2 separate regions of the Homo sapiens genome follow, and region 2 is linked to region 1. Evidence: chromatin contacts called from ENCODE Hi-C or POLR2A ChIA-PET data. All regions are on one chromosome and are shown on one strand. Each heading gives the region's core, a stretch centred on a gene start or an enhancer-like site at or near the end of the contact. The rest is flanking DNA. Distances are from core to core; before and after follow the strand shown.

What was found. Hi-C counts contacts between places; a loop is a spot of excess contacts on that map. ChIA-PET counts read pairs that join two places held with the same protein, here RNA polymerase II (POLR2A). Pooled maps may share reads with other maps.
Region 2: a pooled map shows a loop between it and region 1 (2.3-fold over the local background). The contact joins the enhancer-like site here to the promoter of ATP5IF1 in region 1. A Hi-C loop is called at or near these places in 6 of 168 maps with a recorded cell type or tissue (CD4-positive, alpha-beta T cell, CD4-positive, alpha-beta memory T cell, K562 and 3 more), 11 of 37 single-sample maps with no recorded cell type and 18 of 50 pooled maps. POLR2A ChIA-PET finds 5 or more read pairs at or near these places in 8 of 52 experiments (CD4-positive, alpha-beta memory T cell, H1, OCI-LY7 and 4 more).

What each region holds. Positions count from the first base shown.
Region 1 is chr1:28,233,751-28,241,368 of GRCh38, reverse strand. ATP5IF1 (ATP synthase inhibitory factor subunit 1) reads right to left here and starts at 5,245. Exons shown (of 3, transcript NM_016311.5): 1 at 5,099-5,245; 2 at 4,917-5,008; 3 at 3,269-3,532. The coding sequence starts at 5,185. The coding sequence ends at 3,391. RefSeq lists enhancers at 4,987-5,046, 5,840-6,346 and a silencer at 5,783-6,007.
Region 2 is chr1:28,412,814-28,420,431 of GRCh38, reverse strand. All of the region lies in intron 2 of PHACTR4 (phosphatase and actin regulator 4), which reads right to left. Among named protein-coding and RNA genes, the nearest start is that of PHACTR4, 47 kb to the right of the region's middle. RefSeq lists a silencer at 2,920-2,979. Within about 2 kb of position 2,916, at least 4 of the 41 ENCODE cell types and tissues checked have a DNase peak (open chromatin) inside an H3K27ac peak, as active enhancers do; they include endothelial cell of umbilical vein, where a contact is called at or near this core.

The DNA of each region.
Region 1 (7,618 bases), core at 3,996-6,495:
ATCCGTCCGCCTTTGCCTCCCAAAGTGCTGGGATTACAGCGGGGAGCCACTGCGCCCAGCCCAGCCAGCCCGATTCTGACCCAGAGGGTTTAGAAGTTGCTTAGACAGATCTGCTCCTGTAAGTTCACAGAACTCCTCTGGCTACTGCTGTCCCTTTTTTTCCTGAGTCTTGTTTGCTGAAATCTTCTTGAGATTCTGTGAGACAATAGCCCCTATTTCTTCCAGTAAATTACTCTTTTTCTTCCCCTTTAGACAGCCAGTGCTGGTTTCTGTTACATGTAAACAAAAAGGATTTTATTTTTTATTTTTTTAGGCTAGTCAAGTGAAGCAGTGGGAGGCGGAGGACAAAAAGAATTTTGACTAAGGCAATAAATATATTATACAAGTGAAGTATTTCCCAAACTGTATTCTGTGGAATGCTGTGTTCTCAAATGTTAACAAGTTCCATACAAGAACCATTTATTTCTAAATTCTAAAGTCACATTCATATTATGAATTATATTAAACATATATAGTTACTTTTATTATACCTAATAATCTGTCTTTATAAAAGTGTTTACCCAAAAATGCCAGCAGATTCCATGAGAAACTACCTGTACTACAATGATCGTCAAACTTTGGTGCATACATGACAGAATCAACCGGAGGGCTTGTTAAAGGATTGCTGAGTCAAACCCCTCGTTTCAGCAGGTTTGTGGTGGGGCCTGAGAATTTACATTTCTTTTTTTTTTTTTTTTAGACGGAGTCTTGCTCTGTTGCCCAGACTGGAGTGCAGTGGTGCGATCTTGGCTCACTGCAACCTCCGCCTCCCGGTTCAAGCGATTCTTCTGCCTCAGCCTCCCGAGTAGCTGGGACTACAGGTGCCCGCCACCATGCTCAGCTAATTTTTGGATTTTTAGTAGAGACGGGGTTTTACCATATTGGCCAGGCTGGTCTCGAACTCCTGACCTTGTGACCCACCCACCTCGGCCTCCCAAATTGCTGGGATTACAGGCAAGAGCCACCGCGCCCTGCCGAGAATTTGCATTTCTAACAAGTTCCCAGGTGATGCTGACACTGCTGGCTCATGGAACCACTGCTGTAGTATTTTCCAAATTATCCTGATTCTAAGAACCACCTATGACCTGTGCTGTTTTTTCAGTGGTTACTGGCTCATGTCACATAAATTCTTTTAGGATTCAAACATGTTTGTGATATTACTCAGTATTTACATCTTGCTTTTACTGCAGCATGATAGAAAAATTAACCACAGGTATATCATAACAAAAAGACCATGAGTTACCATTTTCACAAAGTTCAGATATATTTAAATTAGCCTATTTAATCTTTTTTTGGTTGTTGTTGAGATGGAGTCTCACTCTGTCTCTCAGGCTGGAGTACAGTGGCACAATCTCAGCTCACTGCAACCTCTGCCTCCCAGGTTCAAGTAATTCTCCTGCCTCAGCCTCCCGAGTAGCGGGGATTACAGGTGCCCAACACCACACATGGCTAATTTTTGTATTTTTAGTAGAGATGGGGTTTTGCCATGTTAGCCAGGCTGGTCTTGAACTCCTGACCTCAGATGATCCGCCTGCCTCGGCCTCTCAAAGTGCTGGGATTACAGGCATGAGCCATCGCACCCAGCCTATGGTACACCTTTACTGAGGAAACAATTCAGGAACATCACTCTTAGTAAGGCAATTGTTGATTATAAGTCAAAAAAACACCATCATGTACAAATTCAGGGGATTTTGTATACCTTGTTTTTTTGGTTACAAATATGCAAAATTAAAGATGTTTGCTAATACTTGTTTCCAATTTTTAAACTTTTCAAGTGTTGCACTGTTAATAATGTTAAAATAAAAGGCATTTGACTTAGTATGATTGTTTCTTGAACTTCATCTTTTCAGGTTATTTTGTTGCTGGCCACTTGCAAGATTTATAGGCACTACTGAGGCCTCAGTGCTGAGATTCAGCAACATTATAATCATTATAATTCAAAGTTTAGTTTTTTGTTTTTTGTTTTTTTTTTTAAAGAGATGGGGTCAAAATGCTGCCCAGGCATGTCTGGAACTCCTGGGCTCAAGCAATCGTCTTGCCTCAGACTGCCAAGTAGCTGAACTGTAGGCACATACCACACCTGGCTGTGTTCAGTTTCATGGGCAAGTCAAACTATCTAGTGTTTTGTCTGTACAGACAAGGTCAATGCGACTTCTCCAAGCTTTTATCACTCAATGGTCCTACAGGCCCTTGTGAGATAGATAGGGTCTTAGAACAAATAACTCATTACAATCCTGGGCAAATACTCTACTGAACTGGTGAACTGAAAATGTTTTGCTAATGGCCCAAATGTCACCTCAAATTTTTTTGCCTAGAGGAGTTACACAACTAGTTTGTATAATAATTTAGTTATACTAGGCCCTCAAGTCTAATTTGAAACAAAATACTTGGCAAAGCAAAATATAACCTAAGAAATAATTCTGATTTTCTGCTAATAACAGACTTGGTTTAGTAGTCAAAAAACCTGGACACAAGTCTCACTGCCAAGGTGCTGAGTGACTGTATAAATCACATGATTTCTAATTCCAGTTCTCTCAATCTACAAAATTAGAACAAGGATGACTAGCTCATATTAAGTATCCTCTAAACCATTTTAAAAATGCAAAATGCTGTTTTAACTGATGGTACTTTCAATTGTATCTTTTTTTTTTTTTTTTTTGAGACAGAGTCTCATTCTGTCACCCAGACTGGAGTGCAGTGGCACAGTCTCGGCTCACTGCAACCTACACCTCCCAGGTTCAAGTGGTTTTCCTGCCTCAGCCTCCTGAGTAGCTGGGACTACAGGTGCGTGCCACCACACCTGGCTAATTTTTGTATTTTTAATAGAGATGGGGTTTTACTGTTGTCCAGGCTGGTCTTGAACTCCTGACCTCAGGTGATCCACCCACCTTGGCCTTCCAAAGTGCTGGGATTACAGGCATGAGCCACCGCACCTGGCCTAATTGTATCTTTTGAAGCAATGACTCCTTCGGATCTCCAGGATCCTCCTGATCTTTATGCTTCAGATTGGGATTTATCCTTCAGGAAGCTTTCTCTGAACACCTCTAATTAGACGGGGAGGGGTACTTTGTCTGTGTCACACCTATCCCCCCAACTCGTGTTGTTTCATAGCACTTATCACACTGTGCATTGTCTGTGGGTTCCTGGATGCAGGGACGCCTCTAATCCATTTTAGCAGTCCATTGGTGTCTGTCTATCTCTTCCAGATAGAAGAAGGCATCAAACACAGTTCACTGATGACAATTTATTATAATCTGTTAGTAGCACACAGACAAATATTAGTTAAACCAGAACCATGTCTACACAGAAGTGGGCAATGACATGTGCCATTCTATGGCACACGGTGTGCACTTAATCATCATGTTTTAGCATTTTGATCTTCTGCTTATGGCGCTCAATTTCTTTCTGCAGACGCTCAATCTCCTTCTTATGATGAACGATTTCTTCTTCATGGTGTTTTTTCAAAGCTGCCAGTTGTTCTCTACTCTGTGCTCTACAAGGACACGGTGGCTCAGGGTTTAATTTCAATCCTTCACCCCAAAGAGATCTCAAAGCATAACCTGTAATGTCTAAGCAAGGAATAGGAGTTCCAATTCCATGGGAGTCTAGCTGGTCATCCTCTTCTACTCCTCAACTAGTGAAAGAATACCCCATCTTAAATTGAGGTGTAGCCATCTTAAGAAGACCAAAGAGCTTATTGCTTTCAGATTCCTCTTTAAAATAGAAAACTCCAGAGAGATGTGACACAAGTCCCTAATACCTTATGAGGGGAACAACCCAGGGAACTTGACTCCCCTTTAGGGAAAAAAAAAGGAACAAAATGAGGAAGACAGACAAAGGGGTGTAGCTAAAAGGCAAATATCCATTTCCTATTCCAATCTGTCTAGAGCTTTCTTTGCCTATAGAAATGAATGGCCCACTGTAAGGCCAATAAAGGGTCTCTTGCATGCGCAGTACTTGGCAGTTCAATTTAGGTTCCAAGAAGGGACTGGATTACAATGTTGGTTTGGTCACATTTAGGCCTCAGTTTTCCTTAACTACAAAATGTAGGGGCTCAATTAGATAGTCTCTAACGGCTGTACCTTGGCTCTCTATACGGTATGGCAGGTGTCATGGTGATAATTCTCAACAGAAGGCAGAAGTGAAAGGCCAAAGGACAAGCAAAAGCAAGATTAATTCCTCACTGCTCTCCAGAGTGGACAGAAGTCAGTTAAAGATAACTCAAGGCTGGCAAAGGGAGGCCCAGCCCACTCCATACTCCTAAGCAGGAGAGGGAAATCTACAGGTCTAGGTTGGGCTGAGTAGGGCAAAAGCCTTTAGAAGATGGTGTCCAACCATAAGTAGCTCCCATGACCAGCTCCCATCATCCTCACTCTTGCGGAGTCGGGGGTCTAGAAACACCTGAGAAGCCTGAATGCATGCAGGCTTGCAAAGCTAAGGCGTGCTGGCGAGGAAGGAGAGCGTAGAGGGGGTGACAGGTGGGTAAGGGCCGAGGGAGTCAGGCTGGGAGGCAAACGTTGGGCGGTCGGATCTAGACACTGTGCGAAGAATCTGGGGGTGTTTCGCACGACCTGAGGAGAACTCCACGCGGGAGATGGTAATGATAAAGGAGGAGTTGAGCCGTGGGTTGTTTTGGAGACCCGCCGGTGGAAACGGTTTGGGGGCCTGAAACTGTTGTGCAGGTAACTGGGAGTGCCCTATACGTGGCAACGGTCGGGACATCAAGGGTTAGGGTATACTGGATTGGGGCCCGGGAGTTCTGTTGGGGGATGGGGCGCCCAAGGCACCAGGTAGGAACGGGTGGGGCGATTGGCAGTTTAAGGATTGGAAGGCCATTGGGAGATCCAGGGCTGGACTTGGGACCCGGTGAGCCTCACCGGAAATATCGTTCCTCTTCAGCCTGCTCTCTCTTTCCGAAGGCCCCACCGGCTTCCCGGATGGAGCCCGCGCCCCGGTCGACATTCTCGGACTGCAGAGAGACAGGGACACTGGTAAAGGTACGGAAGCAAAGATGGGATCCGCCCGCGGGGCTGGAGCAGCGGACACTGCCGCAGCGTACCTGATCCGAGCCGAAGCCTCGGGCTTGCATGGTCCTCACGCCCCACACGCCAAGCCACGTCCGCGCCGCCAACGCCGTCACTGCCATTGCTGCTGGAGCTGCACCTCTGGCGTCTCTGCCGCAGCAAGCAGTCTCTCGTTACGCGCTAATGGCAGGGACGGCCAAGCACCCAATCTGGTCGACGGAGGGGCGGATGAACACAGGAGTAGCGAATCACGGGAGAGCGGAGGCGGGCTTCCCGGAGCTCACAGCGAATCCCGAGCAAGAGACGGGTTTCTTCTTAGCCAACCGCTAGCAAGGGCTTAGGGCCAAAGGACTGGAAAGAGGAATGATGGAGGAGTTTAGAGAGCTGAGTGAGGAGAGTGCCAGAAGCCGAAATTTCGGCTCTTGGACCCATCAGAATGAGGCGTGGCGTCCACCTCCAGCCCACGATTTCAATTCTAAAGTCGTTATTATTCAAAGCCCAAAGGAAGTTTTCCCTTCCCTGGCCTGCTAGCATCAATAAAATGGGGGAATTCGGGGTTTGGGAGCTGTGTCCAGGATGCTGATGTCCAGGATACCGACGTCCAATGTGCCCTGGCTTAGATATACATAAATCGCGTTCATTTGTTATGAGAAGTGTCAGTGTTCTGGCTGGGCGCGGTGGCTCACGCCTGTAATCCCAACACTTTGGGAGGCCGAAGTGGGTGGATCACCTGAGGTCCGGAGTTCGAGACCAGCCTGGCCAACATGGGGAAACCCCGTCTCTACTAAAAATACAAAAATCAGCCGGGTGCGGTGGCACGCGACTGTAATCGCAGCTACTCAGGAGGCTGAGACAGGAGAATTGGCTTGAACCCGGGAGGCGGAGGTTGCAGTGAGCCGAGATTGCGCAACTGCACTCCAGCCTGGTGACAAAGCGAGACTCCGTCTCAAAACAAAAAAAAAAAAAAGAAAACCCAAATTATAACTTGACCACCTCAGGCACAGTTTCCTAGGACCTCTTGAGGCTGTGTTTCCCCAAGCTATGGTCACTCATCTTGGCTCAGAATAAACCTTTTAAAAATATTTTAGTTTGTTTTTTTCGTTAGCAACATATTGTTGAATGGGCTTAATAACTGCACTTTTGGCAATGTGGTGCAATGCAGTAGAAAAGAGCAGGCCAGGCGCGGTGGCTCACACCTGTAATCCCAGCACTTTGGGAGGCCGAGGCGGGCAGATCACCTGAGGTTGGGAATTCGAGACCAGCTTGACCAACATGGAGAAACCCCATCTCTACTAAAAAAAAAATATGAAAAATTAGCTGGGCATGGTGGCGCATATCTGTAATCCCAGCTACTCGGGAGGCTGAGGCAGGAGAATCGCTTGAACCTGAGAGGCAGGGGGTGCAGTGAGCTGAGATCACGCCATTGCACTCCAGCCTGGTCAACAAGAGAGAAACTGTCTCAAAAATAAATAAATAAAAATAAAAAATAAATTAGCTAGGCGTGGTGGCACATGCCTGTAATCCCAGCTACTTGGGAGGCTGAGGCAGGAGAATGCTTGAACCCGGGAGGCTGAGGTTGCGGTGAGCTGAGATCACGCCATTGCACTGCGGCCTGGGTAACAAGAGCGAAACTCTGTCTCAAAAAAAAAAAAAAAAAAAAAAAAAAAGGATAAGTAGGAGTCTAGGGAAAGCTTGACCTTAACCTCCCTTCATCCATCTAATGAATGTGAACAAGACAACAGTAGTCTTTACTCTCATGAAGTTTATAGCTCTTCTCTAACTCATTTTCTCTTCTCTGTTTCTTCTTTTTTAGATGAGAGAATTGGGCCAGATTATCTACCTGATTGATGATTATAAAAATACCTTCTTTGGGGCTGGGCGTGGTGTCTCACACCTGTAATCCCAGCACTTCGGGAGGCCGAGGCGCATGGATCATGAGGTCAGGAGTTCGAGATCAGCCTGACTAACTCCGTCTCTACTAAAAATACAAAAATCAGCCGGGCGTGGTGACATGCGCCTGTAATCTCAGCTACTCAGGAGGTTGAGGCAGGAGAATTGCTTGAACCTGGGAGGCGGCGGTTGCAGTGAGCCAAGATCATGCCACTGCACTCCAGCCTGGGCAACAGAGCAAGCCTCTGCCTCAAAAAAACAAAACAAAACAAAACCTTCTTTGTTTTCTATGAAATAGTAAAACTGGCTTTATTGATTATATTTTAGTTGAGAAAATAGCAGCCCTACCTGGTATTTTGTTTAATTCCATTTATGTGAAATACGTATTCACATATTGTTTAACTCCATTTATGTGAAATATCCAGAATAGGTAAATCCATATAGATAGAACACAGATTGCTTGTTTTCAGGGACTGGGGAGAGGGGGCGAATAGGGAGTAACTGCTTAATAGGTACTAGGTCTCCTCGGCCAGGCGCGGTGGCTCACGCCTGTAATCCCCGCACTTTGGGAGGCCAAGGCGAGCGGATTACGACGTCAGGAGATCGTAGACCATCCTGGCCAACATGGTGAACATCCGGCTTTACTAAAAATATAAAAATTAGCG
Region 2 (7,618 bases), core at 1,667-4,166, 180 kb before region 1:
CTTCTTTACAAGGTGGCAGGAAGGAGAAGGGCTGAGTGAAGGGGGAAGAGCGCCTTATAAAACCATCAGATCTTGTGAGAACTCAGTATCATGAGAACAGCATGGGGTAAACTGCCCCCATAATTCAATTACCTCCACCTGGTCTCTACCTTGACACGTGGGGATGATAGGCATTATGGGGTTTACAATTCATGATGAGATTTGGGTGGGAAGACAAAGCCTACCCATATCAATGGCTCACTGCAGCCTCAATCTCCCAGGCACAAGTGATTCTCCCAGCCTCCTGAGTGGCTGGGACCACAGTACTGCGAGACCACTCACAGTTCATTTTTGTATTTTTTGTAGAGATGGGGTCTCACAATGTTGCTCAGGCTGCGCTCAGACGATTTGCCTGCCTCAGCCTCCCAAAGCACTGGGATTACAGGTGTGAGCCACTGCATCTGGCCTAGAGAACTGGTCTTGATCCTATCAAAGTATGTAAGCAATGTTGTAACAGAAAAAAATGAACTAGAAGGATATACACAACATTCGTGGTATGTATGGGTTGTCACTAGACAAAGGTGGTCAAAGGAGACTTTATCTAACAAGTTTTACTTTATAAAATGTGTCTTAATGTTATCAATTTTTAAATCAATTTGGTAGAAATGCAGATGTTGATATTATTTAAGTATTTAAGAATAAAAATACATTATCCTATTCCTAGGGTAACTAAAGCTTTTAACTAGAAGAGTTGAATTTTCCCATCTACAAAGATAAGCAAGCATATCATTTTCGTTCTAGTTTTTGACCTATCAAGGTAATAATTTGTAACTATTTATAGATTAGCCAGGCATGGTGGCTGCTCACCTATAGTCCCAGCTACTCGGCAGGCTGAGGCAGGAGAATCGCTTGAACCCAGGAGGCAGAGGTAGACTTCATCTCAAAAAAAGTGTGTGTGTGTATATATACACACACACATACATGTATCACTTTATATATGTTTTTTACACTATATACACATATATATTTACACTTTATATGTGTGTGTGTATATATATGTGTAAAGTGATAATATATCTACATAATCCTTAGATATTGCAATAAATCCTCTTGGGTCATATTCTTTCAATATATTTATAGATTTGACATATCAAATGGGGACAAAAACAGGCCAGCCACGGTCGCTCACGCCTGTAATCCTGGCACTCTGGGAGGCCGAGGCGGGTGGATTACTTAATTTCAGGAGTTCGAGACCAGCCTGGCCGACATGGTGAAACCCTGTCTCTACTAAAAATACAAAAAAATTAGCTGGGCATGGGGGCGGGCACCAAACAAGCAGAAAACAGCTAGCTATAAATTGGCATGTTAAAAAATGTAACTACTGTACATAGAAAACTTCCCTAGAAAAAAATCATAAAAGTAGATATATCAAAATGTTATTAGTAATTACCAATGGATAGAAAGGTCAAATGATTTAAATTTTTCTCCTTTTTTTATTTTTTGAGATGGAGTCTCTCTCTGTCACCCAGGCTGGTGTGCAGTGGCACAATCTCAGCTTATTGCAACCTCTGCCTCCAGGGTTCAAGCAATTCTCCTGTCTCAGCCTCCCAAGTAGCTGGGACTACAGGCGCACACCATCATGCCCGGCTAAATTTTGTATTTTTAGTAGAGACAGGTTTCCACCATATTAGCCAGGCTGGTCTCGAACTCCTGACCTCAGGTGATCCACTGCCTCAGCCTCCCAAAGTCCTGAGATTACAGGTGTGAGCCATTGCACCTGGCCTTAAAATTTTCTCCTTTATGCCATATTTTCTCATTTTTCTCAAAGAAATATATATTGTTTTTGTAATAAGAAAAAATAATGATTTGTTGGATTTAATCTACATGTAATTTATATAGACTTTCTACAGCTGTATTAAGTGGAATAGAACAAATGTATTTGTTTGTTTGTTTTGTTTTGTTTTTTGTTTTTGAGATGGAGTCTTGCTCTGTCACCCAGTCCAGAGTGCAGTGGCGCAATCTTGAGTCACTGCAACCTCTGCCTCCCAGGTTTAGATGTTTCTCCTGCCTCAGCCTCCCAAGTAGCTGGGGTTACAGTTGCCTGCCACCACGCCCAGCTATTATTATTATTATTTTTTTTTTTTGTATTTTTAGTAGAGTCAGGCTTTCGCCATGTTGGGCAGTGTGGTCTCAAACTCCTGACCTCATGTGATCTGCCTGCCTTGGCTTCCCAATGTGCTGGGATAGGCATGAGCCACCACACCCAGCCGGACAAATGTATTTTTCTACTATCTTTGTCAGCATTTATTTATTTAGAGATAGGGCTGTGCTCTGTCCTCCAGGCTGGAGTGCAGTGGCACAATCTCATTTCACTGCAGCCTTGACCTCCTGGACTCAAGCAATCCTCCCACCTGAGCCTCCCAAATAGCTGGGACTATAGATGTGTGCCACCATACCTGGCTAACTTTTTAAAAGATTCTTGTGTCTTTTTTTTTTTTTTTTTTGTAGGGTCTCCCAATGTTGCCTAGGCTGTTCTTGAACTCCTGGGCTCAAGCAATCCTCCCGTATGGGCCTCCCAAAGGACTGAGATTAGAGGCATGAGCCACTATGCCCAGACTGTCAGCTTTTAGTTATCAAGATTTTGCCAACTTTATAAAATAAACAGGTATACTTTCTTTTTCTCTGCTATACTGATTGATATAGCATTATAGAGCTGTCCCCTCTTATCTGTGGTTTCACTTTCTGCAGTTTCAGTTACTTGTGGTTGACTGCAGTCCAAAGATATAATATGGAAAATTTCTAGAAATAAATAACTTGTAAGTTTTAAATCATGTGCCACTCTGAGTATCATGATGAAATCTCATGCCATCCTGCTCTGTCCTGCCCAGGGGTGAATCATCCATCACCTTGTCCAGCATATCCACACCGTATGTGTTCACTGCCTGTTAATCACTTAGCAGCCATCTCAGTTGCCATATCAACTGTGGCGGTATTGCAGTGCTTGTGTTCAAGTAATCTTTGTTTTACTTATTTGTTCTATTTTATTATTAGTTATTGTTATTAAATTCTTACTGTGCCTAATTTATAATCCAAACTTTATCACAGGTACATATGTATGTATGTATATACAGGAAAAAAACAGTACATATTGGGGTTCAGTATTATCCATGATTTCAGGGATCCACTGGCATTCTTGGTCTTGGTATATCCCCCATAAATAAGGAGGGACTACTGCAATCATCTGCTTCATCAACATGAATTAAATTGTCCACAAAACCCCTGGCCTAATCACATTTTAACACTAGTCTACATAGGATTTTTATTTCTTGAGTTCCTTTGGCAAATTATATTTTCCTAGAAAATTACCCATTTCAGGGGGAAGGAAGGGGGGAACAGCAAAAAAAAGAAAAAAAAAAGCAAGAAAGAAAATTACCAGTTTCATCAGGAATTCAACAGGGTGTCAAGGTAATTCAGTGGACAAAGGAGAATATTTCCAACTTTGTACCATATCTAAAAATTAACTCAAAAAGAATCAACAACTTAAAATAAAACCTAATCTTTGGTTAAGCAAAGATTTCTTCAAGAAAACACAAAAATTATGAACTATAAAAGAGAAAATGGATTAAATTGGATTGCATTACTTTAAAAGCCTCTGAAAGCAAATAGACAAGCCACAGGCTGGAAGAAAACATTTGTATGACATATATCATCGTCTGTCCAGGGTGCATGACACATTGATAAGGGCTCAGTTTGCAGCAATAAATTCAGATGGAAACCAGTCCATGCATTTAGTCAACCTATCCCACTTGCTATGATTTTCTAGGAGTAAGACGTAGTCAGAAGTGATAAAAAGTGGTGAGAGGACACAGGCAATAGTCCAGAATGTCAGCATTACTGCCTTTCCAGGCTTCTACTACTACTACTACAGCTCATCTTTTTCTACTGACAGAAAAAATAATTACATAATATCTGTTATTCAGGTTCACAGAATTTGGTGCCTGTGTACTCTGTTTTCCTTAAGATTGGTAATTCTATCTTATGCAGAAAAATTAAAACCACTGGAAGAAACACATACAGATATGTATTGTGTGTTTACTACTGGGCAGTGGGTAGGATGTAACAGTAAAAACATGTTGACCTTTATACCCCTTCAGGAAATAAGATGACAGAGGATATTTAATATATATTTATAATAATGCTATATTAAATTTCTCATCAAGACCACTAGGAGAAAAAATGGAACTAGCATCAATTTTGGCATCATGTAATACTGGAGGAATTTAACTCCTACACCCTGAGGACCTCAAAACTAATTAAGCTTGTATTTTGTCTTTCATTCTTAAAGAGGAGGGAGGGAAGGACTATGTTACTGGCATATTTTGAGCTTCAAGTGATAACAACATAACATCAAAAATGTTTTCCCATGAACTTTGAAGTGCATTATGTCTTGAGTTTGGCTCCTTGGCAAATGTTCTTAAACAGCTAGAAAAAAACTCCTTTATAGCATCATCATAATAATTCATAAATTCAGATACAGAATAAGAAAAAAATAATTGACTTTGTTTAGGAAATAATAAATTCTATTTGCTACCTTAACAAACTACTTCTCCTATTTCCTATATGATACAAATTCTAATCAAAAGGAGGTATTATCTTATAAATTTGTTTCCAGAATGCCATGCATATGAATAAAGCCTTTGCAACTAGCTTTAAATTCAGAATGCAAACTGATAATCTACATCTCATTAAACAATCACCAAACACACCCAAAAAAGTATTTTCAACAAGTCATGTTCATATTTATACAAGAGAGGGTATATAGAAACTTAATGAAGTATTCAGATGATTTAAAACATTTTGGGAAGGCAATTAGTATGCAGATCCTCCTCCACCTCAAAAATCTTTAGAAGGAAGTCACAACTCAGTACTTTTAAATAAGTGATATGCTAGGGTTTCAGTCCCTTTTGTTCTGGTATGCTCTTGGGAGAATGACTGTTAACTCCATAAGCAGTTGAAAAGGGAGGAAGAAAGCAGAAGCACGAATTAGCTATTTTTGAAAGTAGTGGGGTGTGGAGCATCATGGTAGCACAAATTCTATGCACATCCTCTCTGGATCCTTCCTTCACTCAGCACTTATGTACAGTGTAGCCATGAATTTTTTTCTTTCTTTTCTCTCTCTTTTTTTTTTTTTTGAGACAGAGTCTCGCTCTGTTGCCCAGGCTGGCGTGGAGTGGCGTGATCTTGGCTCACTGCAACCTCCGCCTCCCGGGTTCAAGCAATTCTCCTGCCTCAGCCTCCCAAGTAGCTGGGACTACAGTAGCACGCCATCATGCCTGGGTAATTTTTTGTATTTTAGTAGAGGCGGGGTTTCACCTTGTTGCCCAGGCTGGTCTCGAATTCCTGAGCTCAGGCAAACCGTCCACCTCGGCCTCCCAAAGTGCTAGGATTACGGGGGTGAGCCACCGCGCCCAGCCTAATTTTTTCTTTTAACTGGTAGTATACACCAGTATAGGTTAACAAGTAATACATTCATTGTATTTTATCCAGGTCTCTGAAATGAGATGAAAGGGAGGTGACCTAAAATCAGGAGAAGCAAGGTAAAAGCTGTTTGATTCCTCTATCACTTTCCCTACTCCATGATCTTCAATGTCTGTCCTACACTAACTCTGGCGGAATTTTGGAATCTGTTTTCCAAGAAAGTGTAAAGCAAATGGTCTCTGGAAAGGGGTCGCAAAAGGCAACTGATGGTAGGGATATGGTACAAAAAATGGAAGGGGTTGGGTGCAATGGCTCATGCCTGTAATCTCAACTTTTGGGGAGGCCGAGGTGGGAGAATCACTTGAGCCCAGGAGTTCAAGACCAGCCTGGGCAACATAGGGAGACTGCATCTTTACAAAAAGTAAAAAAATTAGTCAGGCATGGTGGTATGTGCCTATAGTCCCAGCTACTTGGGAGGCAGAGGTGGGAGAATTGTTTGAGCTCAGGAGGTCGAGGCTGCGGTGCTTTTTTTTTTTTTTTTTTTTTTGAGACAGAGGAAGACTGACCCCAAAAAATAAAAATAAAAAAATAAAATGAAAAAGAAAATAAGGCCAGCTGCAGAGGCTCATGCCTGTAATCTCAGCACTTTGGTAGGCCGAGGCAGGCGGATCACCTGAGGTCAGGAGTTCGAGACCAGCCTAGCCAACATGGTGAAACCCTAAAACTACAAAAATTAGCCAGGCAGTGATGGGTGCTTGTAATCCCAGTTACTCGGGAGGCTGAGGCCAGGAGAATCATTTGAACCCAGGAGGCAGAGGTTGCAGTAAGCTGAGATGGCGCCACTGCACTCTAGCCTGGGTGACAGAGCAAGACTCCATCTCAAAAGATAAAAATAAAGTAAAATAAAATACAAATACAAGTAAAATTAAAAATGGAAGAGAATTAAGTGAAAATATGCATAATTAATGCTGAATGCAGCAGTCTCTTCAGTCAGTTTTCTTCACCCCTTACCATCCAAACACAGTGGGAAGACTGTGCCCCTTAGACCCTGATACTGATATGAGAATGTTCATCAACAATAAGGCCAAGAAGCTCACCCAAAGGCAACCTGCCTATACATTTAAAGCTTCTAACTGGCTATTTAGTCCCTCACTTTTAACCATCAGCAGACAGTTAATTATTACTAGACATCAGAGAAAAACTCTAACATAAAAGAAACCAAATCAATATTTAAAAACAATGTTAGGAAAAAAAGAGACTATGCAGGGCAAGGAAAATCTGTTGAAAGAATGAAAGGATAGTATAAAAAGAAACATGCAGAGACTTCAAAAAGACCTCCTGGAGATTAAACTCTAATAGTAGAAAAGAAAAATTTAATAAAAGTAGAAGATAAAGTTGAATAAATCTTGCAGGAAACATATCTAAAGGAAAAAGAAATGAATTAGATAATTATTCCAGGAGGTTCAACATCAAAAAGCTACTGGCAACCAAGACAGAGGAAGACATGAGGGTTTAGGAAACAAAGGAGCTAACACAGGAAAGAAGCAAAGCTGTCAGGAAAATGGAGACTGGATAACCCAGGATGACAGTTGCGTACCACCTCTACAGACTGCAAGGCCACCTGTACACAGACTGGAGCAATGTGACTCAAGAGATATATTGAAAGCTGTCATCACCAATATCTCTGCTGCTATTTATCCTTTTTAAAGCTAAGAACACAGTACCCAGGTGAGCCTGGCCCTCAGCCTGTCTTGACTAAATGCTTATGGATTTCTTCTTTGAACATACTTGATTGCCTAATGAGTTCCAGACTCATTTCGCTCCACAAAAGTTTCTTTAACCCAGCGGTCCCCAACCTTTTTGGCACCAGGGACCAGGTTCATGGAAGACAATTTTTCTACAGACGGGGGTGTTGGGGTGGTTTGGGATGAAACTGTTCCACCTAATCACTGATCTGACAGGAGGTGGAGCTCAGACTGTAATGCTCACTGGCCCACTGCTCACCTCCTGTGGCCCGGGGGTAGTGGTGCAGGGTACTCCTGCTTAGGAGAAACCACAGAGCTAATCACTCCCTCTGACCATATTTCTGTCAAATGTCCAAGACCTAGTCCACACTGAAACCCTGCCCAATACAATCTCCAGGATTAAATCTTAACTTTAC